Regions from separate parts of the Mus musculus genome. Here all the other regions are linked to region 3. The links are chromatin loops, found by intact Hi-C in ENCODE. Cell type or tissue: left cerebral cortex. All regions are shown on one strand. Region 1 has its middle 14 kb from the start of Ifna15. Region 2 overlaps Focad (focadhesin). Region 3 has its middle 2.3 kb from the start of Mllt3. Region 4 overlaps Focad (focadhesin). Region 5 overlaps Focad (focadhesin). Region 6 overlaps Focad (focadhesin).

What was found. Hi-C counts contacts between places; a loop is a spot of excess contacts. Peaks named below come from ENCODE experiments on the same cell type or tissue, not always from the same donor. Only the 100,000 strongest peaks of a DNase experiment are listed, where the experiment ranks them.
Region 1: it touches region 3 in a loop (9-fold over the local background); 28 of 42 quality-filtered maps call a loop at or near these places.
Region 2: it touches region 3 in a loop (2.1-fold over the local background); 3 of 42 quality-filtered maps call a loop at or near these places.
Region 4: it touches region 3 in a loop (2.4-fold over the local background); 7 of 42 quality-filtered maps call a loop at or near these places.
Region 5: it touches region 3 in a loop (2.8-fold over the local background); 4 of 42 quality-filtered maps call a loop at or near these places.
Region 6: a loop joins it to region 3, with 3 times the contacts of the local background. A loop is called at or near these places in 6 of 42 quality-filtered maps.

The regions. Positions count from the first base shown.
Region 1 is chr4:88,542,269-88,546,268 of GRCm38, reverse strand. No RefSeq gene overlaps it. Among named protein-coding and RNA genes, the nearest start is that of Ifna15, 14 kb to the left of the region's middle. In left cerebral cortex, a CTCF peak has its summit at 2,181 (motif pointing right); a DNase peak (open chromatin) is centred at 2,197.
Region 2 is chr4:88,207,256-88,211,255 of GRCm38, reverse strand. The region is part of intron 11 of Focad (focadhesin); the gene reads right to left. Among named protein-coding and RNA genes, the nearest start is that of Mir491, 87 kb to the right of the region's middle. In left cerebral cortex, no CTCF peak of the experiment used is centred here; a DNase peak (open chromatin) is centred at 1,815; H3K27ac peaks cover 392 bases.
Region 3 is chr4:88,033,752-88,037,751 of GRCm38, reverse strand. No RefSeq gene overlaps it. Among named protein-coding and RNA genes, the nearest start is that of Mllt3, 2.3 kb to the right of the region's middle. In left cerebral cortex, a CTCF peak has its summit at 2,110 (motif pointing left); DNase peaks (open chromatin) are centred at 2,104, 3,348 and 3,589; H3K4me3 peaks cover 1,021 bases.
Region 4 is chr4:88,187,603-88,191,602 of GRCm38, reverse strand. All of the region lies in intron 10 of Focad (focadhesin), which reads right to left. Among named protein-coding and RNA genes, the nearest start is that of Mir491, 68 kb to the right of the region's middle. In left cerebral cortex, a CTCF peak has its summit at 1,906 (motif pointing right); no DNase peak of the experiment used is centred here.
Region 5 is chr4:88,235,952-88,239,951 of GRCm38, reverse strand. All of the region lies in intron 15 of Focad (focadhesin), which reads right to left. Among named protein-coding and RNA genes, the nearest start is that of Mir491, 120 kb to the right of the region's middle. In left cerebral cortex, no CTCF peak of the experiment used is centred here; DNase peaks (open chromatin) are centred at 1,341 and 2,266; H3K27ac peaks cover 1,098 bases.
Region 6 is chr4:88,194,010-88,198,009 of GRCm38, reverse strand. It overlaps Focad (focadhesin), which reads right to left. Exons shown (of 44, transcript NM_001081184.1): 11 at 994-1,251. Among named protein-coding and RNA genes, the nearest start is that of Mir491, 74 kb to the right of the region's middle. In left cerebral cortex, a CTCF peak has its summit at 1,815; DNase peaks (open chromatin) are centred at 1,283 and 1,701; H3K27ac peaks cover 617 bases.

The DNA.
Region 1 (4,000 bases), 510 kb before region 3:
ATGGCAGGGCAATGCCAAATGGAGCTTTAGCCAAGTTCACAGTAGCATGGGGGCTATTTCAGGGTTTATAAATAAGTCTACAGAGGTATAGGGCTCTCTCAGGGATTGTAACTAAGCCCAGAGGGTTATGTGGCTGTTTCAGGGGATACAAATGGAATCACACCTTAGAATCATTCAAAGCTTATCCATGTAACTCTCCCACTTGGCTCATTTCTGACCACATCCTAGATGACACTTAACTGCATCTATGCTAAATCTTTAGTTTAAAGTGGAAGGACAGAGATAGGGGAAGCAATCTACATTCCAGAAATGATGGAGGAGGTGAAATTTCCAGTTACACTCGCCATTTTCTCAAATCCTACTGCTAGGGTATGGTTGGTTGTATCTTCACAAATATGTCCATTCTCCTTTCCTTGTTTTAAATGCATGGGATGATTTGCCATCCCATGGCAGAATTTACAGCTATGAGTGAAATGGCTACACAATTGTATAATATGAAGGAAAGGTCATTTACTTAAAGATTAGTTAATCATATCAGAGTCTTTGCACAGTAATTTTGTTTCATTTAAGCTTGATAAAAATAATGTTATAACAATCAGGTCTTTGCTTTAGAGATTTGGATTAATTTCCCAAATGAATCACCTTGTCAAAAGTCTTACACTTCCATCCACTATCTGTAAGTGTCTACTCTTACCTGAACACCACTATGCAAGCTTCCTTTTTGAGTTAAACATACTTTCATTTATTTAAATCTTCCATAATCCATCAAGGACATTGCTTTCTTTGGTCTACATTTTCCATCCACCTGCACATTGTGCAGGCATTCTCTCTCTCTCTCTCTCTCTCTCTCTCTCACACACACACACACACACACACACACCTCAAACCATAGTTAAACAGGTTGGTGCTATTTTCAGTTGCTGGCCCTGTATCAAGACTTTAGAAATTCTGCCTATACACTCTTTATTCTTGAAGGATATTATATAAATACCCCACTTACTCAAATTATATATGATATAAATAAATGTTACTATTTACTAAAAGAGAGTAGGGCTACTGATTTATTGTAGATAAATATAAGGAGTGGATTTTATTAGCTTGCTTTGTTTGGTTTGCTTTGGTACTTAGGTAGTTAAAGCAAGCATTGGAAAGATGGCTCAGTTAGTAGAATCCTGGCAGTGCATATAGGAGGGCCTGAGTTTGGCTCCTCTGTACCCACATGAAAGCCAGACAGAGCAGAGAATGCCTGAACTCACAGCCCTGGGTGACAAAGATGGATAGATTCCTATCTTTCAAATTGGTGATCTGCAGGTTCAGAGAGAGACTCTGTCTTAAAACAAAATTGAAAACAAAAAAAAGCTAGTGAGGACCTTCATGGGCACACAATATGTGTTCAAACAATAACAACCTTTGGGAGTGGGACTTGAAAACAAGTACTATAGCTTCATTTATTTCCTGATGGTACCAGGAAAGAGGGATGACATTCTTTAAGGCTATTGATGAGTTGAAAATATGTGTCAGACTAGTACAAGCTAAACCTCTGCAGCTCTCCACCTGCTTACTGGCGTTCAGGTGTCTAAAATACATGTTCCCCCAAAGCAAATTTGGATTAATTTCCAGTATTCTGGAAAAAATATTCTCAAAATTTTTCTTTTTGTCCTCTTCCACTTTTGTAGACTATAAATATTTCAAAGTCTCCTCTGCATCCTCCTGCTATTACAGGCACCACACATTTTAATGACAAGTTTCTCAAGAACCTGACCATCGGCTGCAAGTTTGGATCCTCCAGGACCCTCTATGCTGTCAAGGTTTGACACCTCTGAGCATCAAATTTTCACTTCATAAAAGCTATTCAAATACATCCATGCTGTCACTCTTACCAGTGTCTATGTAATTATTTTCTTTGGTGGTAGGGGCTTTTACCAAAACTTTAAAATGACAAGACTGGCCTTTGGAGTAAAAACATGAATACTGAAAATATAAAGTTTGGACTTATATTTGCATGCATTTGCATATATAGGTAACTATCATGAGTTACTTTTCCTTTATTCATCTTGTTCTTTGTTCTTAGATGCACAGGACACCAAAATGCCCTTTTGCTTACTGCTAACTTTCTACATTCTGCCCTGCTGGAAGTCATGGTAGATTAATGTCTTTTCAAAGCCAGTATTTCCCTTTCTTTCCAGTAGATGGCAGTATCACATCAGGCTTACATATCTGGTTACTGGCCAGTCAAAGGAAGACTACAAAAGTGGAGAGTCTGGAGGACAGAGAAAGAATGTCATCTAAAATCGTTATTCTCCCACTGTCTTAGATTGATCCAATTTGACATTAGATTTACATCACCAAAGATAGCCCATCAGATGCCTGCAGGGATAGTTGAAAAGCTGCCTAAGCTTAGCACTCAGATCCAATAGGCCTCCGGGCCTTCTTGGGTAAAGCTTGAGACAGCTTAAAGGAATAGACAGTGTGATGCACAAATACAACTTTTACTAATTTTTCTATTGTAAATACATTTTGCTTCATATAAGTCTGTCTTGAAGATGCCAGAGCTACCATGACCTTCCACAGAAACAGGGTTACCACTTTTCAATGTTTTAAATAGAGAATGAGACTATCCTCAGAGAGAGTTTACAAGCAGGATATGAATATCAGGCTCATAAATTTTTAGTTATGTGTTGGATCTTAAAATGAAAATGGCTTCAACTTGATTACCATCCCAATGACCACACAACTACATTTGGAGTAGCTGATCCCGAGACTGCGTTCACCGTGTTCTGAAGAACTGCTAATCCAGTCCCTGTGTCTTCTGAAACCCAGCATCAATTTGTAGCCACTAATTCCTTAAAGCTCCTCATCTCCGGCTATGTGAACATGGACTCTCTGTGTACGATCTCCCCCATCCTGTCTCTCAAGCACTGCGCTGACTGCAAAGCAAACCACCTTGGTGAGAATAAGAAAATCAGGAAAAGCTCCCGGAAGATATTGACACAGTAAAGGTGTCCTTTACTCAAAAGTCTCTGAGAACAATCAGAGAGTAAAGATGGTACTGCATATGAAAACCGTAATGGTGAAGCACTAATCTGCATCAGTCAGGGCTGAACACAAATGGTAAAAATAATTCACACACATATTTACACACCCCCTACTAAAGAGTTCTTTACTGGATTAAAGCACACATCTTATTCTGCATAGAGAGAAGCCTAAATTTAAGCAAGAATAAAACAAACATATAGGCAACCACAGAGGAAGAAGGTACAAAAAAGGAACATTGGAGATATGGATATCAGTGAGATGCCAATAACTAAAATCAATACTAATATTGATGAGCATCCAGTGAAGTGCATTAAATTTGGGAAAGTGAACTGGACAAAGAAAATCCATAATTAAATAATAATGGGAATAACTATAAGTTAGATAATTTAAAATATTAAGGACTGGAGAGATGGCTTAGTCAGTAAAGGGCTTGCCACAAAAGCGTGAAAACTTGAGTTTGAACCCCCGGCACTCACATTACAACTAGGGTACATCAGTGCATGCCAAAATGTCAGCACTGAGCAGCAAAGCAGGAAACTCCCTGGGGCTTCCTGCTGAGCTGGTAGCTCAAGGTTCAGGAAGAGACTCTATCAAAAAATAAGATGATTCCCAGCACCCACATGGAAGCTCACAACCATCTGGCATTACAGTTTTAGGGCTTTCAATACCTTCACCTGGTCTCTGTGAGCACCAGGTCTCTGTGAGCACCAGACACACATGTGTTGCACATACATAAATACAGGCAACACACTCACACACGCACAAAATAAATACTAAAACAAACAAACAAAAGAAAACCTCTAGTGATTATGGTTGTGTGGACTTCCTCATAGGCTGTCTACTGAGTCTGTGTCTGCTTTTGTGCCATCTCCACACAGGGTTTGTTAGCAAGCTTCTGCAGGACAACTTGAAATCAGGTACAGCAATAGCAGCAGCATTGCCCGTCCTCCAGGGCCCTCCCCAG
Region 2 (4,000 bases), 170 kb before region 3:
ACTTGATTTCAAAATTAACAAAACACAAAATTTATTCAAATTACTTGCAATGCTATCCCTAACAACTTTATTGTTCCCATAAAAGCTAACCTGCATCATCTAGTAAAATGGCAGAAATTTTTAGAGTGGTGATAAACTATGAATAAACACAGGAATAATACTGAATATTAGCCAAAGGAAAGAAGCTGCAGTCCCTACTCTAATGACTCTCTTATGAACACCTCAGATCAATAACTGTTTATTCACTTCTGAAAAATATTTCATAACAGATTTACCAATCAACACAGTTTCCAAGCAGAACTGAGACCTGAATTTACATAATCTGTCCTATATATAATCAAAGACTCTTACAAAGAAAGCAAATAGAATAAGCAGGAAGTCATTGCACTTCATCGTATCTTAAAGTACATAACCCAGCCAGCCCGGTGTCTACGCCTGTGCTTGCATGCACCCCCTACAGAAAAGAATACAGAAAGTGCATGGCATGTTACAGAAGACAGAGTGTGGCCCTAATGGACACTGACTAAAAATGGTCTAATGAGAAACATTGAAAAGCAACTGTTATCACACCACATCAAATTAGGAAAGTTTGTTAGGCAATCTGAACGGAATAACGTGATTGGCCTCCAGTGCTCCCCCACTCCCACCGTTTTTTTCTATATACAGACAGCAGAGAGTGAATCTTCAGGGGGGATTTCCCAGAAGGGTGTCATTTACCACTAAAATATTTCACTCCAGCAGTTGAAAGACCATAAAAGGGTGAATGTCCTCCAGAGTCTCTAATAACGGCAATAGATCTTGTGTTACTATTCACAAGTGACCACTCAGTCAGGCGATTTAATTTTTTCCCCGGCAGCATGGTTGGTTTCACACACAGTGTAATAACAGTTTTTGCACAACAAGACAATTCATCCGATGAGGAGAACTGCATTAAGCCTTTCATGAACAGCATGTGCCACCACAGCTTTACCCAGAGTTTGATTTAAGACAGCATAACATATGCATGCCTGGTTCTCCATTTTTTTACGGTTTCAAAAATGATTCCTGAACTTTCTTCAGGAACTTTCCAGACCACTGCCTGTGCCCTCTCCTACTTCAAAAAACAACCAGGAACTCATCGACTATTCAATGAGTGCTACAAAGATGCACTGAGAACCAGGCAACAGAAATGCATACCAGACTCCTCCTTTCTGCATGAGTGACATTCTAATGTCTCAAAAGGGAGAGAGTAAGAAAGGGGACATAGAGAACATACCTGGCCATTGAATCCACCTTCGTTCATCAAGGTATGACTCCAGTGTACCACTATTGTAACAGTACATAGCTGAGATGCTTTAACCAAAGTAAATTTGGAGACCCTCATTTGTAAATTTCAACAAAGCACAAAAATATAAACAGAGAAATCGAAGGAAAAGTGTGAAGCAGCCATCTGGTAGTGGCTGCTGTAGTAAATGTGCCAGCATCATTCAAGGCCCAGAGAAGCCGAAGCCTAAGACTATCCATCCACATGCTCACTCTCATGCTGCTGAGATTACTAAGGTTAAACCCATAGCCCCAGCAAGAGTGTAGTGACAGCTGGCAGAATTCTCCAGAGTCCCCTAACTTTACAACCTCTAATTGATGCTGATAGGTCTGGTCATCATCTCTCCACCACCCTGCCCCAGCCCCTCAGAAACCTCTGATATCTGCATCTGGAGGGGCTCTTTTGGGAAACAGGGTCAGCACACTGTCAGTACGGTGAAGGTGTCTGTACATCTCACAGCCCAAGAGGGATCCTCCTACTGCTCCATGGCCAGCAGCCAAACTTGCAGAATGAAAGTCTCATTAGACTTGGCACAGGGAAATGGTGTCTGCCTTATCCATTCAACAATCCTTAGGAATCGTGCTGTTGTGAACAGAGCCCTGTATATTCCCCTAGAGAGCTTCATCCCACTGGATTTTTTAGTAACACCCACCTGAGTTGCCCACATTTTATTATAAGAAATACTAACACGTGTTTTGCATTGACAAAATCTGTGCATGGAAGCTGATCATCACAAGTGCTAGCCAGCTAGCCATCACACACACACAAACACACACACACACACACACACACACACAAACACACACACGCTTTGTTTTTATATTTTTGCATCAAACATATTCCTCTTCAGTGTCACTTCCTCTTGACTTCTTATGGATTGCCTGATTACAGTTATGGCAGGCAAGTACCCAGAGACTATCATAAAGTCCCAGCCATCACTCTCTTTTAAGTTTTGAAGGGCATCATTACTAATCACTCTATCACTCATGTCCCTCAAAAGTGAGCGAGGTGCTTTAATGTGGACTAGAAGGAGAGATCAGAGGAAGACAGGAGCAGGTTCAAGTCCCAGTCACTAAAGTTGAGACAAAGAGCATGGGACGTGTAAGACTCACAGCCTCCTGGTCACTCTCTGGAGAACTATCATCCTGGCCCATCCTCTCATTTCCTAGCATCTGCACTTGAGTGACTGAGGAAAGGGCTGAGATGTCCGGCAGTTGTTGGACACCTCGGTTTGTTCCTATCATACTATAGGGTCCGCGTGTTTTCTCTCTTCCTTATATAAACCAGGGTGTCCACCAAAACTGTTACTTTTAAAATCCTATCATAAACACTTCATCTACCCCAAGTCTGATTTGCCCTGGTGGTTTAGAGAACTTTCCTCATCTTGCCCAACTTCAAGGCTTCAGGAGCTCATTTTTCTCAACAGCTATATCCACTTCAGGAACAACTTCCCTCTTCCCATGTATCCAGGTTAATTCAGAATGGCTAGATGTCTCTCTTGCCACCCCACTGTGACCTGATACCTATCAGTGCCTTGGCATATGTTCTGCATTCTGTCTAAATGTTTCCTCATTCCCCTACTTTAGGGAAACATACGGGCACTCTCCTCTGTGTTGCAAAAATGCTTATTTACTGCCACAGTGCAAAGTACTGTCTTGTATGGACAGTCATTTTTAGTGACTCTATCAATGCACTGAGCCTTAGCATTCCTGAGTGCAAGACAATATCCTTCCATCTCAATGTTATCAGCACCTACCATACAGGAGGGCTGCAATAAACATATGTTGTGTGATTAAATGTGTGACCTGAAAATGCTTAATAAATAACATGGGGCCTAATAAAAACACGACATGCACAGTATCTCAAGCTGAAGGATAACTCCATGATAATTGCACTTAGCACAGATAAAGATGCACCACTACCATGAAAGATTAAATACAATTTGCCACGAAGTACACATAAATAGTAAACTGCCACCAGCATAATTGTCATTAATAATAATCCAGAGTATGAGAAATAATGAAGATAGACAAGATTGAATTTGAAAAGTACTAAAGAAATAAAAGTCAATTGCTTACACTATTACTGTACAAAACTAATTACCCAAGTGTTACCAACCACCAGGACCTGTTGATGGATCTTAATGAATACATAATTTGATCATTTTAAATTAGCACACTCTTCATATTAATGTAAGTGAGCAAATTTAAACAATCTAAAAACCAGTAACGTCAATACCTGCTAATATTTTAATTCAGTCTATATCAAATTACATGAACTCTAAATTAATAAAGTTCACCTACTCTGATGCCGGTGTAATCTAACTTAAACTAAATCTAACGACCATGAACTCCACGATGTTCCATCCATTTGCCTGGATAAACATGGCAATTTCAGGACCTACTTTATTGGCTTGGGGAAATTATTTGTAGCTAACAATTGCTACCTGTTACCTACCAATCAAGAGATAAAGCACAGGAACCTTCCAACGATGCTGAGAAGCAAACACTTTAAGACATGGCTTTCCTTGAGAAATCCTTTTATGAATACTAAATTTAAACTGTTTCTACTAAAAACTGCATTTCAACATAATTTACATTTAAGACAACTAGATAGGTCACTTTAAAACATTAATTTGTCATTACTAATCTCATCAAGCTTGGCAACATGATATGCCAATGATAGCAATATGATGAA
Region 3 (4,000 bases):
CTTACCTGCAGCTATTTCACCAAGGTTCCGGTGGGGCTAGGGAGACATGTTCATTCACACTCAATATTTACAGGATTTCTTATTGCTCATCTGACATAACATTCTCGATTAATTTTCAGGCCTTGAGGTGCTATTTATTAAATTAGGGATACAGCCTACCAAATTAATAAATTATTACTTCAGAGACACTCGTGTTCTGAATGTATACATGTGTTGCTTAGATGACTCTTGGGGAGTAATCTACACACGAAGAGGCTCTGGGTTAAACTAGCCTGGTGCATTGATTATATCTGGAACTAGCCTTTATAGTAGGTGGTTGAGTGGATATCAATGTATATTCAGTTAGTCCCAACACACTGTCCTAGAACCATAAGTTAGATATAATATTAAGCATGTAAGGTTCCAAAGAAATACTTCCATAAGAAACAGTGCTTTTCAGCTTCTGTTCTTGAAAAGATTTAGCTTTCTTTTATTGTGGGATTTGTTTTCCCCTCAAAGAACTTGAAGGAAATGAGCATAGAAATACTAAAGTTCAAGGCCACGGAAATTAGGAATTTGCTACTGTATCCTCCCTTTTCAGTTATTAAAAGGTGGAACTGAGGGTGACAGTCACAGCTTCTAATCTCCTGCCATTGCTTTTTCTTGTCCTTCGGCTGTTTGTGTCAGTTTTCTACGCTCCTTGCTTATGTCTGACATGTACAAGTATCCCAACCTTAGGTGTAAATGAAATTCAAAGAAAGAAGAAATGATTTTGGTGAAGTTTCTCCTCTGTGTCACAGAGCTGTGGTTTGTATGACAGCAGGAACCAACATTCATTTTTATTTTATTTTTATTAATTATTTTAAAGGTAAGGTCTCATACACACTAGGCTAACTTCAAATTCTCTGTGTAGCCTTGGATTTCTAAATTCTCCTACTTCTACCTCCCACTGAGTATAGGAATTATTAGTGTGTCCATCATGACTAGTTAATTCGAGTACAGAGATGCAAACTTTCGGCTTCTGGTATGGGGCAAGCATTCTACAGGCTGAATTCCACTCTGACTCTTATCATTCTTACAGTCTTGTACTTGACATATGGTCCAGTTTTGGTAAACAGATGTATGGATGTATTTCATCAAACAAACAAACAAACACCCAGCAGGCTATGGAGGGGGAAGCCTTAGTTATTCTGAATGTGCAGCTACCAAAATGTCTACTGTCTGTTCTAGTAGCTAATAGTTTTTTCATGGGCCTTCCCCTTCCCTGACAAACCCATATAGCCAAGGATGGACAGTGGCTAATTTTTGATGATTCGATTCGTTGAGTGTGTGTGTACCAACAACCTGACATAGTGAATGGGTAAAATTTACTTTAGAGTGTTTTATAACACCCTAATTACACCTGAAAAAGCTATTTTTTCCTTTTGTTCTGGCAGAAACACTTGAACTGCTCTGAAGTTCCAAACTAGCAAACTGCTGAGATGAGAAGGTTGGAGCCAGCTGTGGTCCTGTGAGGAGTTAGGCTCAGACACACAGGTCCTTTTCCAATCTCCATCACTGTTCTTATTTAACTTGATGTTAATCACTTTTGTGTTCATTAGAGTAACCCAATTTCATACTGTACTATACATCACAGTATGAATTTCAGTGGGATAATTTCTATTTGAATAAGGAAATGCTTTTATCATTGATGACTTTAATTATTCCTATTTTTTGCTACCTAGCATTGATGCCTGTCTTAAAATTTCTCTCCAGTACACTTTCATTGAGACAATGCCCCCATGCTGTCCAGGCTTCCTATGTAGCTGTGATTAGCTTTGAAACCTAGAGGCTCCTGCTTTAGCCTCCCAAGTGTGGTCCACCACTCTGTTTGTTTTGACTTACATTGTTATTATTTCAGAATAAATGGACAGGAAATGCATTTGCTCTCCCAATTTTATTGTTAACAGCGAACTTATTAAGACAGCTACAAATGGAAAGGCTGGTGTAAATTCCTTTGTTCAAAGTTGAACCTGGAGTATTCCGGGTTGTGCTTTCTTTTTCTTTTTCCTGGTAGAGAAGTCTTTTTGTTGTAAGGAGGGTCACATAAGGACGCTGGTGGAAGGGCTCTGTGCGCCATCTACTGGCATATTTTAAGTCTCCGAATTTGCAGACGGGGGAATTACTTTATATTGGGGAGGAGGGTTTAACGCATTTGAGAAAGGAAGGATGTTGGGGGAAGACGGTCAGATTCTACGATTTATTTGTGATTGCTGGAATAAATGAGAATCCAGCAAATATTACACGCACGCATGCACACACACACACTCACTAGCAAGCACATGGTCGAGGGGGTGGGGCAGGGAATCCCTCTTAATATACAAGTTCCAGTTCCTGGAGAGAAAACCAAGAGACCAACTCTGGAATCAGTGCAAACGCGGAATGGTCACCTTTCAGTTACTAAAAACATTCACATAATCTTCAGTTTTCAACTTCTTCATTCCAAAATAGTTCTCTGCAATTTGATTATTTGATAAACGGTGTAAGAATGCACAGTAGATAGTCATCCCTTGCTTATATCCCACACACAGCAGTTCTGTCTAACTTAGCGCTTACACAAACACACATGCATACAAGATGACATACTCTTACAGACTTGGTTGGGAAATATGTCCTTGGACTTCTGTTCAAGTTTCCCCACTTCTGGGCTGAATCCTGGAGGATGGGTGTACCAGTTTTAGGAGAATCACACTACTCGAGTTGGAAACGTGCTGCTTTGAACTTGGCTGGACCTGGTCCTGTCTAATCCCCATCATCTACTTTGTGAGCAGTGGGAAAAACTGAACGTGGTCATGGAGAACCTGGGACGCTCCAGGAAACCTCCTTCCCGTTATTCTCAAGTGTTCAATGCAAGGGCCGAGTTGTGCTTTCATGGTCTCCCGGCGAGAGGAAAAGAAGAAAGCAATAAAGTTGAGTCAGAAAGAGGAAGAGAGACAAAAAACACAGGGAGAAAAGAAGTTGGCAATCTGGAGAAAAAAAGATGGTGAACAAAAGATAAACTCTGGAAAACAGCCACCACCCCAAACCAGTTCAAAAAAGGAGTTAAGAGCCAGAGAGGTACAAGAACTTTAACGAAACAAAAGTCACACCCATCTTTCATTTTCGTATATCGTCTAGATCTTATCCGTTTCCTTTTTAAAGGTTGTCTGTGTTTCTAGAGGAAGCTAGTAACTCTTTTTTTTTTCTTTCTTCTTCTTCTTCTTCTTTTTTCGCTTCACGTATGGCTTGATATTCTACCCGTGGCCACTGAGACAAACTACAATCGGAGATGGAGCATTTGTAGAAGAGCAACTCTAGAACACTTCTGCGAGGGGTTGTCACCCGGGAGCCTAAATGGATTAATACCCAGAGATGGATTATGTTGGCTGTCACCAATATGCCTAAAGATTATAATCCAATTTATGCACATTATAGTCAGTATTAACTTTATCTATTTTAAGGTTCCCAGTAGTCTGGCGCGCCCTTAGAGAGAGGGCAGACCCTGATGCAACCCAGCAGGTTGTCAGCGAGGGGGAAGCCTCCTGAAGCAAACAACTGGGAAGCGGGTTCCCTAAGGCTCTGCGACGGGCACTCCCAGGTGTCCCGCCTCCACCTGGGCACGGTTCTCAGCCCGGGAACACCGAGGCGGGAGGCGTTTCCTAGGAAGGAAATGGCATTCTTGTTTCGCGTTCATTTCTTTTTTTCTTTTCTTTTTTTTTCTTTTTCTTTTTTAAAGTTTTCAGTGGCGACGGTGGGAGGGCGGGGTAGGTTGGTGGCTCGGAGTAGATAGGGAAAGGGATTTAAGGTTGCTGGGGGCTGTTCAGTCCCAGAGATTGCTATCAGGAGGCTTTTTTCCCCCTTCTTTTTTTTCTTTGGTAGCGTGGATTTCTCTTGCTCTCTGTTTAAATAAGTTTGTTTGGGTGTGCGTTCTTGCGATTTCAGCACAAACCCGCAAAAATCCATGGTGGAAAGTAAAAACAAGCCCGCTCCCCCTTCCCAAACG
Region 4 (4,000 bases), 150 kb before region 3:
TATATGCCCCAGTACAGGGGAACGCCAGGGCCAAAAAGGGGGAGTGGGTGGGTAGGGGAGTGGGGGTGGGTGGCTATGGGGGACTTTTGGTATAGCATTGGAAATGTAAATGAGCTAAATACCTAATAAAAATGGAAAAAAATTACACATTTGTGCTGTTATATTTGCAAATTAAAAAAAAATAAATGTCAATATAAATTAAAAAAAAAAAAAAAAGATGGCCTAGTCGGCAATCGTTGGGAAGAGAGGCCCCTTGGTCTAGCAAACTTTATATGCCCCAGTACAGGGGAACGCCAAGGCCAAGAAGTGGGAGTAAGTGAGTAGGGGACCAGGGCGATGGGAGGGTATGGGGGACTTTTGGGATAGCATTTGAAATGTAAATGAAGAAAATATCTAATAAAAAAATTTAAAAAAAAAGAATAAGACCCGTCAATTCTATAAATCTACCTGGGAAAAATAAAAGCACATACCACATAAAAAACTCACATGTCAGTGTTCATCACAACATATTCACAGTAACAGAACATGAAAATAGCCCAAAGTTCACCCATAGAGGAAGAGAAACAAAGCGTTGTTCAGACATGCTACTAGGATAAAAACTGAAGCATGCTTTTAATCATAACACTTGGGGGGCAGAGGCAGGCCTCTGGGCACTTAAAGCCAGTTTGGTCTACAGAGTGAGTTCCAGGATAGCCAGGGCTACACAAAGCAACTCTGTCGGGGCATAGGGGTAGTACAAAGGGCTACTCTTCCTAGGATCTCATCTCTGTTCAAGTTCCAAAGTAGACACCATAGACAATTTCCTCCCTAGAGAGCAGATTAGTGGTTGCCTAGGCTGCCACTTAGGAGTTAATATCAGGTTATGTGAGGTGTAGCTTTTGAGATAATACTAATAAATGTTCTAAGGCTTGTAGTGGTAACTTTGAACAAACTGGAAGACCCTGAATTGTACATCTGACCTGTATACAATACATATGTGAACTGCATTCCAATATGCCATTAAAGGTTAGGTAAATGCACTCATACACATAAAATCAATCTAAAGGGGTAGGAGGCCCCAAAGCACAACTTTTGGCATGGTAATCCCTTCTCTGTGCCTAAGTTAGCTCTTAGATAAACTATGCCATGGGGTGTGGTATGACAGTACAGTTAATAGAGAATATGAAATGGAGTCTACAACCCTATGACAGCAAGATGCTTTGCTACTCATTTTACCTTGGCCCAGAGAGATCAGCCACCAGTCAAAAACCATGCAGCTGAAAACAGAAGAAAGGAAGAAAGGAAGGAAGAAAGGAAGAAAGGAAGAAAGGAAGGAAGGAAGGAAGGAAGGAAGAGAGAGAGAGAGAGAAAGAGAGAGAGGCAGTAATGACTGACAATGACGAGAACCTATTTTAGAGTCACTGTAAGAAACAGGAGTTTCTCATACTGCACATACTCCGTAGGTCTTAACTTAGCTCTTAGTAAGATGACAACTCACTGAAAATTTCATGACTATTTAAATTAAAAAACAAATATCCTATATAGTCTCTGCTCCCTACAATTCCAAATAAAGGCTAACTGTGACTACTCTATCAACAGGGCCGAGAAATACTATACTTACACACACACACAAGCTTGCAGTAGACCCTAGTTGAGTCAAGCTATCCTAATCTTCCCGCCGACTACAACAGTTTTATAGAAATGAGTTTGTCCTCTGAATGAGCACAGCAGTTCAGCCCCAAGTCTCCATTCACTGTATCTCATCAATCCAGTTCACTCCCCATCCCCCAAAACTTCCCCCAAATCTGTCTTACTGTCAGGTACTCAGTGTGATCCATGTCCATCCTCTGTGGGACCTGTGATAACACAGTGGTACCTGGTCAGCATTCCTTCTTTGCCCTTTTAGTGTAGTGCAGGTCACTGTCAACAGAGGGCACAAGAGCCAGACTGCCTCTTTATCTGAGAGGAGTAACAGTTCCCCATAATTACTCTCCGAGCATTCTTTAAGGAATAACTAAGTACCTTGACTAGTCAACAATTACTTGTAGGGGTTTGTTTTATTCAAGTTTCTCTCCTTAGTGGCTCTAATTCATGCACACCAATGTTTCTTTTATTCTCTATGTACTCTCTGGCTAGTTTTCTGTCAACTTGACACAAGCTGGAGATATCACAGAGAAAGGAGCTTCAGTTGAGGAAATCCTTCCATGAGATCCAACTGTAAGGCATTTTCTCAGTTAGTGATCAAGGGGGAAAGGCCCCTTGTGGTTGGGACCATCTCTGGGCTGGTAGTCTTGGTTCTATAAGAGAGCAGGCTGAGCAAGCCAGGGAGGCAAGTCAGTAAAGAACATCCCTCCACAGCCTCTGTATCAGCTCCTGCTCCTTGCCCTGCTTGAGTTCCAGTCCTGACTTCCTCTGGTGATGAACAGCAATGTGGAAAGTATAAGCTGAATAAACCCTTTCCTCCCCAACTTGCTTCTTGGTCATGATGTTTATGCAGGAATAGAAACCCTGACTAAGACACTGTATTATCTTGGGAGAATTTTTAAACACCTTAGAATTTATGACTACTGGCTCATAGCTCCTTAGCCTCAGATTACAAGAGATGGTTTAAAATATCACACTTAATAGCCAAATAGAAAAAGCATCTTGTTTCTCAAACACTATAAAAAATACTTACTAGACTTTAAAGAGATGAATATCATGTTTACCACCATACATGTTTACATCTTAAGGATGAAAAGATATTCAAGCATGTTTTACTTCCTGGTTCTCGGGCTCCAGGGATGGAGGAGCTCAGCTCGGCAGGCTATGTAACCTACAAACTGTGCTTCTGAACAGCTGAGTTGTAAGCAAACACTGAGTCCAAAGCACCTCGAGAAATCACTAAACACAGCAAGCCTGTGCCTTTCACAGAAAGCGTTCTGCAATAGATCTATAGGAAAATGGGCTAGTTTTGGGAGACGTGCACGTTTTCTATGAATGAAACTTGTGAAATCCTGAGTATCCACCATGCACTAAACAATGGATCAGGTAATTTGAATGAGAAGATAAGTTCATATGCTATTTAAGTATAAGAGAAAGAAAACACTCAGCTGGCACTGGCTAAGATATTTTCAACTAAAGCCTTTTCCTTTTCCTACAGTCACCTGAGAAATATAAAGGTGAAACACTTAGTACAGAAACGACTACTGCAATTTAATGCTAACAATTTCCATTGCTGCCCTTTCCTAAAGGCCTGGTAAAAGAGTCAGAATCCTCCCTGCCCCCCCAGCCCCCCCCCCCCCCCGCGCACCCCGCCCAGTGAGCTCCCCTTAGCGTTGAAGTTACAAACATGGAACCCCCCACATTAGCACACAGTATTTTGTGCACTGGGTAAATAAAAGCTGGAAACACACAGCACAGTGAATACTGACTTGGGGGCTTGAGAACATTTGGCTGTATTTGGAGGAACGGGCAGTTCATACAGAGCACACAAAAGAGTGTGAAAGCAAAAGATCTGGGAATAGACTTGGTGAGTATGAGGCAAGCAGAATTAATAGTTGTGTTTGGCCCATACTGGTGCCCGAGGAAGAGAATCCCACAGTAAATGTGGCTGGAGTCTTTAAAAAAGATAATAGAGGTCCACTCTTAGCCCCACTAAGGCAGCATAGCATCATGAAAAGGATATTTATAGCATTGCTAGTATCCCTTCCGCCTCCCCCCTCGGCAACAGCTGCTAGAGAGAAAGTGCAGCTTCCATCTCTGATGAATAAGACACACACCTGAGCAAACAGTAAGCCGACTCCTGAGGTATTAGAGTTATGGTGAGCCTCAGTAAATAACACTTGTGACTTAAAGGTACACAATTGACAATACATCCTGCCAAAACCTTAGCACTGGCCCCCAGCCCTGGTCCCACCCAGGACCATTATGCTATATGGTGAACTAGGAGGTAAGGTATAAAAAAAAAAAAAGTTATTAGATTCTTGCCAGCCTTTCTAGAACTCAGATAGAATTTCCTTCTCTTACTGTTAAGTCAGAT
Region 5 (4,000 bases), 200 kb before region 3:
ACACAGACACTGGGGAACTAACATACACACAAAAAAAATCTGTTTCATCTCTGGAAGTTTTTAATCAGTAACCTCCATTTTTCAAACCCCTTTAGAGAATCTACCTGACACACAAGATATCATTGCCATTCATTTTCCTGCAGAGTCTGTAACTTAGCTCGAGTACCTGACACACAAGTCAAAGAGAAGGAAATTTACTCCAGTTCAGAGTACAAATACAACACAAATGGAGCAGGTCAATGACACTGTTACATCTGACTGTACCTCTATCATTAGAAATCAAAACCATATGACCCCGTCAACTGTTTAAGTGACTAAATTCCTCAAATGGCAATTTACATAAGTAGAGGCCCAGTGCCACAGCCCTGAATCAAGAGGGACAGTGCCCCAGAGAACACCTTACTCACTGCTCAATTCAGACCTTAGGCATAATGCATTCCATTATGCTGCTTTGAGATTCTTAGGGGAAAAAAATCATGAGGCAAAAATGCAAAGCTCTCTCTATTACTGAAGTAGCCTAAATCATAAGAACGCATGCACATGCAAAATCAAAATATAAGTCTACATTTAGAAGGATTCCCAATGAAGAAAGAAGCAGTTTTCTGATGGTTAAGGAAAGTCTCTCAAACGTGAAATCCTTTAAAGAAAACGCACACACTGTACCCTGTCCAGACTTCCTTCAGGTTGACATGTGAGGAGGACTCAGAACATTCCCGTATGAAGACTTACCAATGCCTTGCCCTCTTAATTCCACATACTCCTTAAGCAATTTAACTTCCCTCCAGCAATTACAATGAATATGATTTTAATCACAGAATCAAGGTTAATTCCAATCAGGGGTCACTAGTGTTTGTAGCAATGAGTCTCTTGGTGGTATTTTATACTAGGCAGATAAAAGGTAAAATACTCCTGTTCTTTTAAACATTTATATAGCACAGAAATGAGTTTAAGCACATCTGAGATGACATTTTTATGAAAAGCACGATTTTATGTCATTTGAGACCAGATAAAAAGCTTTTGAAATAGCCTTGCTAATTTCTTGGAAGGAACCAAAATAATGCTTTCAATCGGATCTCAAAATGCAAAGCCTTTCAAACCATTAACATTATTTACTGTGCTGCCCTCCTTCACTGATGGCCTTTCTAGTCCCTATGTCCTCATTTACCCCCGAAAGGGAAACCTGCTCCTTGGATAAGCTTAAACCAATATATTTTATTCACTGCAATGGCAGAGGGGTACAATTAGCATCAGTTCAGTCACATCACTATTCCCAGCTCAGTGGCATTGATTCAGATGAGCACAATTTGCAGCCACTGAGTCCAACGGCTCTGATGCTAGCTGGCATCATTAAAACCTTCCCAGTGTCCAGCCCGTTTGATCTTTTAAAGAATGCTTTCCGTGTATGACTGAGAGCCGGAAACTCCCAGCTGGACACTGTGCACAGCCTTCGCGCTCACTCACAGACTACTCACGGCAGCTAATACTCCTTACACCCAGGATTCTGATTCAAGAAAGAAAATTCTTCAGAAAAAAAATCTATAAACACAAAATATACTTTAAAATGGATTAAAGGAGCTTCATGAAGCAAGGGAGATCCTGAAAGTTATCATTTCTAAGGATAAAGTATTGCAGAGATCCTAACAAATATTAGAAAATGGCAGAGGACTGGAAACTGCAGAGGGGAAGCCAAATCAGGAAGTGACAAAAAATTAAGACCTCAGTTATTAAATGTCATACTGAAGGTTCTGATATAGAACTCAACATCCCATAATCTCTCAATGTTTCCTTTTTAAAATTAAAAACAGCCAATTAAAAAGTAATGGGGAAACTAAGTTGGTCTATTTAAACACACACACACACACACACATTATTTTTATTTCCCCACAATTTCCACTCATGGCTTGTGAGTACTGAATCGTAGCCATTGTATAAGTATAACACATCCAGTTAAAATTTTATTTCAAGAATAAGAAACTATATTTTAAAACCTGCTTGAAGAAAAGCAGAGTACATGTTATAATATCCACATATGTTTAATAAAAGGCAAGTTCCTGCTGTCCTTTTAAAGTTAAAAATACAACCAAACTACAACTTTCAACTGCAAAGAGTCATTGTGTAGAATATAAAAAGCACAGCATGGAAATAGATTCAACAAATGTACAAAAAGAGTTTTCATGCCCAGAAAGAACTGAAGGCATCAAAAACTAGGCCCCACACTACAAATAACAGAGGGCAGTTCACAAAGACCAGCAAATCCACTCACTAATGCATAGCAAATTAAACTTAATCAACTCCTCTGCAAGGTTATGCAGCCAATCCACCTTTAAAAGTCTCCACAAACAAAACCAAGAAACAACAAAGAGGTCCAGAGCGCAGTAAATACCAAATCCACAGTAGGCGACAGAAGCCTTACTGTACACAGCTGAGAAAACCTGCCATGCAACAATGGATCACATTTCCATACTAAATTATATTTATCACGCTAAAAATGCTTAGACAAAATGCAGGATTTCTATTGGGCATTTTTATATCACACTAACTCTCTAAAACGTTCCAGACCTGCTGTGTCCCATTGAAAATTGTTCCTACCCCATGGGGTTGTAAAGGAGACCTTAGACAAAGGGTTAGGATGATGGGAGAGGGCAAAGACAACTACCCTCCACCATGATTTCAGAAAATAAATAAATAAAAGAGGATAGAATAGCCAAAACATACCGCTGGCGGAGGGTATCTCAGGGGAAATCACCGCTGTGACAAATGGCCTGAAATGAACTCTTCCAGCGGTCAAGAATCCCCAGGAAAGGCCCCTCCCGTCCTTACCTACTGCTCGGTTGTACAATGCTCTGCTTTGAAAATGTAACACCCTGATGGTACTGGGCAAGATGAAAGAGCTTTTCTCAGTGATTCTGAAACGCCTATTAATTTTTGCCACAACAGACTCACAGCTGACTGAGAAAACACTGGCCTAGCGTGCCTCCTATCCCCATCTTAAGACCTTAAGAGAGAAAGTGTTCAAAGAGAATGAGGCCTCTTTCTGAGGGCAATGCACTGACTTTATTTCTGCACACACTGATTGTTTGTTTGTTTGTTTGTTTATCTAACCCTGGGCAACTTGTTCACACTGGAAGTTATGTTCACCCTAAAGACTCTAAGTTGACTATGTAAAATTCCAGGCATCTTGGGACTCACTCATTTGCACTTCTGTGCATTCTATGACTGAAAGAGAAAACTTCAAACTGTTCCTTCAAACTTTATCACATTTGCTAAGGCAACAATACAGAAGGAAGAGAATAAATCAGACTGAACAATCAGATGTCCACATAGTCAAGCAATTCATAGAAATTTGGTAAATTAGAATTTCTAAGGTGTTCAGTAAATAAGATTGTTCCTTCACCATAAAATGAAATACTATAACCTATAAATTACAAAAGGACAATATTTGTACTAGTCATCAAAGAGATATTAGCCAAGAAAAATATTATCCTAAAAGAAAAATGTGAAGTCAAAAATCAATATATTAACTGTCTTAAAGAAGGAATGAATTATCAGCTTATCTCGTCAGCTGAGATTTCCAGGAGCTTTGCTGTGGTTTGTTTGTTTGTTTATTTGTTTATTTAGCCAAGTAGAACCACAAGCTGCATAATATAAATATAGTCACTGCTCTGACCACTCAGCATTTGAACAGACTCCATCCTTTTAGAAACCTGCCCTAGTGAGAGACATAAATGAGTAAGCAGCAGTAGCTTTAAGATGACCCTGACCCTGACTCCACTGAGGACAAACGAACTTCATCATTTCGACTTTCAAAGCCAAAGACGTCCTCACCTAGCAAGCTTACGGGGGAGAGGGACGACGACACTGCACTGCTGTACTTCTTACACAGACTCAAGGTTTGGAAAGCTCTAGAAATCAATTTTAAATGTTTTTCTAGCTGATGTATTTTCTCAAAGCCAGGGGTATTCAGTTTGTGTTCTTATCTTTATTGATTTACTCCACTGTT
Region 6 (4,000 bases), 160 kb before region 3:
CGTGTGCGAGTATACATTATGTAGGAAGCGTATACAGATCAAGGCAGACCATAGTATTATTTCAAGGGATTCTTCTTTGCATGATCTCCAGATGCTGCCTGAGCTTCAACTACTCTAAGAGTGTCCTACATGGTCTAAGCAATGATCCAAACACTGGCTAAGAGTGACGGTCTGTAAAACGTATCAGAGAACTGGACTAGAAGAGAAGTATTACTTGATGAATACAATGGACATGGTAAGCTGAGAGAATGAGAAACTCCCAGCACGGAACCTCCCACCATCAACATTTCTCACCAACAACACCGACAAAAGTTTCTAACTAGGAACACATGAGTTTGTATTGAGAGGTGAAATTTTTCTTCACAATGTATGAAAGAAAAAAACCTAAACACAGACACATTAAATGGAATATAAAATAATGCCATGTCTGCCGGGTTAGGAGAGCCTTCCTTCATGGAAAACATTCTAGAGACTAACCAGTAAGACTGTGTTAAACTTATTTCTATTTTTAGAGGAAGGAGGGAAGTCTTATTTATGTCTGACTGCTTATTACACTCAAGCTCCATGCAGACAGGAAGACAACTGTTTATCCTCACGGCCTTGTCTGCAGATCAGGACCACACAGGGAAGGACACAATGTTTTTGTTTATTAAATGACTGAGGATCAAACTGTAAGGAATCTGTCATGAATTGATTAAGCAGGGTCACATTAGATCAATATTAGAACTAAAAAGAAATGTACCGTGGAACCCGTTGCGAAGTGGAACAAAAATATACTGAATTCAGGGTTCCTCGAAAATTATAGTTTTAATTAAAGGAAAACATTTGCATTGTTACGGGAACATCAACTCAGAGTAAGAAGAAAGAAACCACACTGGGTAGAGAGACATTTTTAAAGCCATAATTTAAAACTTCATAAATAAACTAAAAATTATCCATAATAATAAATACTGAGTGTTTCTCCCATTACTTTTCCATATTCTCTGTCTTTACCTGAGAGGAATCTGCTTGAGCTAACTGTGTGGTGACCCTCAGTATCTGCTGAAGATTCTGCCCTACATCTTCAACAAGCAGGTAAGCCAGCAGTAAGAAAACGTGTGGGGGGATCACTGTAGTGGCAGAGAGCAAGGACTCCACTGTAGCCAGCCAGTCACTAGTGGCAGACTCTTCTCCAATGACGTCAAGAATCCTCCAGGCTGTGAAGATGGAGCCATACATGCTGCTTACAGGAAAAGCAAGCCTGCAGGAGATCTGAGAAACAGACACAAGAAGGCATTTCAAAAAGGAGATGAGTGTGTGTCAGAAAAAAATTCCTATTCCTGACATTCACCCATTTTATAATGCATTATCAAAATCACCCCCCGCCAACAACAAAAAAATTGATACTTTGAGGTCCTGCCAAATGGCTCTCCACCCAAATGTGAGGCAATAGGATCCGACAAAGAGGAAAACAGTTGTTCCATAGAACCTAGGAACACTATCGCACAAATTTTTCTCTATTTACTATTTACCTCCTATTAAGACAGAGGGGAATTAGATCAATATACAAGATCCAGAGGCAACAGAGTTTAGGAAAAAATCTATTCCCACTTTAAAAAGCTTCAAAGTGATCAACAATGAGAAGAAAAATAGACACCGGATTTAATTTGCCCAGCTCCAGGCCCTTGTAAGTGGCAGCTCGAAGCAGATGGCAGACTTGGACACAGGACAATTCACATTTGTAACAGACAGTGTGTGGATGGGAACAGAGTTGCTTCAGCTTGAGCCTGGTAATTCATTAGTAATTGTGAATAACTTCAGCAACAAAATGTAGCTAGCCCAGCTCTAAGTCAAACAAGACCAAGAGATGGTGCTGCATTTCAGCTAATCAGGGAAAAGGTTCCTCGCTTAAGTGTGGCAGTGTAGTCAGGTTCAGGGAGTGCACAAAACTGTGCAGTGACACTTGAGGGGAAAGAACTCAGGAAGCCACAGGCATTGCAGAAGCATTTGACACTGTCTGCCAATAGAGTCATTCACACTTCACAGAAGAGGATGGCAGAAATTAAACTCTCTTACCTTCCTATTATCACACGATGGTTTAAGTATAAAAATAATCATTGAAAGGGTGAGAAAGACAAATGTTATAATACCTGCTTTTTTTTTAAGTTTACAATTTTGTAGATGTCAGTAATTCATAAAATTCTGAAACCATCACCAGGGTCTACTTTTATGATATTTTCATTATTCCAAGGGGAAAAACCCCAATTGCCTACTTCTATTCCCTGTGCCTGGAAACTACCCACTGGTATTGTATTTCTACTCTATTTTATATGATAATTTTGGATATTTTATGACAGGTTTTATACAATAGACACCACTCATTTTGTGGCTTCCTATCACTTAGCATGTTTTCAAGGATTGTTCATGTCATAGCTTGTGTCTGTACATGTTATTGCTAATAGCACTGCATCGTACATTATATATGATGCTCCTCTTGTCAATCCATTCATGATAAATGAGTAACTGAGCCATGTCCATCCTGGGAGGCAATTATAAACAACGCTATCAGCATTTCTACCAACATTTGTAAGACAATTTAAATAAACACACAATTCTTTTGAACATATGATAAAGAGTGGCTGTCAGATTTAAACATTTAATAGTACTCTAAAAACAAATGTGGAAGTTCTAGCCATACAAATAACTAATATGAACAGATTCACCAAGTGAAAATATAAGAGATATAAATAGTTTACATAGAATGCTATTTGTTTTTCCAAACGAGACTGAGGAGAAAAGGATATGTTATATTGCATTATAGGGTAGTATGTTGTATTGTATTGTTGTAGAATACAATACAACTGGTAACCATTAAGCAAAACATCCTCTTTACAAGAGTAAGGACAGCACTACTAGGACTCACATGAATAAAAAGGATGCTCAGCATATTCTACTTTATACTTTCTAAACCATGTGAATGTGCTACTATTTTAAAAATCTTACAAAATTTAGGCTTAAATAATAATCCAAATTTATATTCCTTTATCTTATTAAAAAAAACTGTTGACAAGAAGATAAAATTCATTAATGACTATGGCCACAATCTTTATACTAATGAAAACCAACACTGGACTTGAGACATAAAATCTTGGTCTTCAGAAAACCCAAGTCAGCCATGAAACATCATTGCAACCACTCTAAACATCACTTTACTCATTTATCCAATTTAAATAAAGACTAACTTCTTTCCAAGATAGGAAGAAGATATGAAACAATCTAATATCTAATAAGCCAGCGAGATGCCTAAAGTTGCAAATATAGGAAAGCATTATCCCTGTCTTGGGGAAAGAAAATCCAGTGGTTAAGAGTAGAAAAGATTAATAACTGGAAATGAACATGAGCCATGAACAGCGTCCAAAGCAAGAACATGCTCGGGCATAAGTAAGCAAGGAAGGGAAGGTAACCCCGTGCTACTTGAGGCATTACCTCCTTCTTGCTCTGGTTTGCTGGCTTGCTGACAGGTAGAACAGCAGTAGGGAAGCAAAATGCTAAATAATATATCACAGTAAGATCCCCGTGCCCTGTTGAATGACAGCTGCTACTGGCATACTGTCAAGAGATGGGTGTCATCAAGGATTTCCCTACCCGGAGAGGAAAAACAGATGACAGGGTGAGTATGTTCTGCCTTTCAGATAAAGAAGTAGAAAGTAAAAGGGACTGGTAATATGTGTATTATAGCACAACAGAAAATAATAAAGAACACTGAAATAAATCTAGAACTTAAATGAGGATGGCATATGTAATACCACCATTGGCACAGTGGGGCAGCAGGTTCAAGACCAGACTTTTCTCAAAACAAAACAAAGCAAAACAAAACAAAGTAAAGGGCTGGGCAAAGTGGTGTGCACTTCTAATCCCAATAGAGGCAAACAGTTCAAGGACAGCTTGGTTTTCATGGAGATGTACAGACTAGCCACACTAGTGAGTTCCACCTCAAAAACACATAATACAAAGGAAAAAA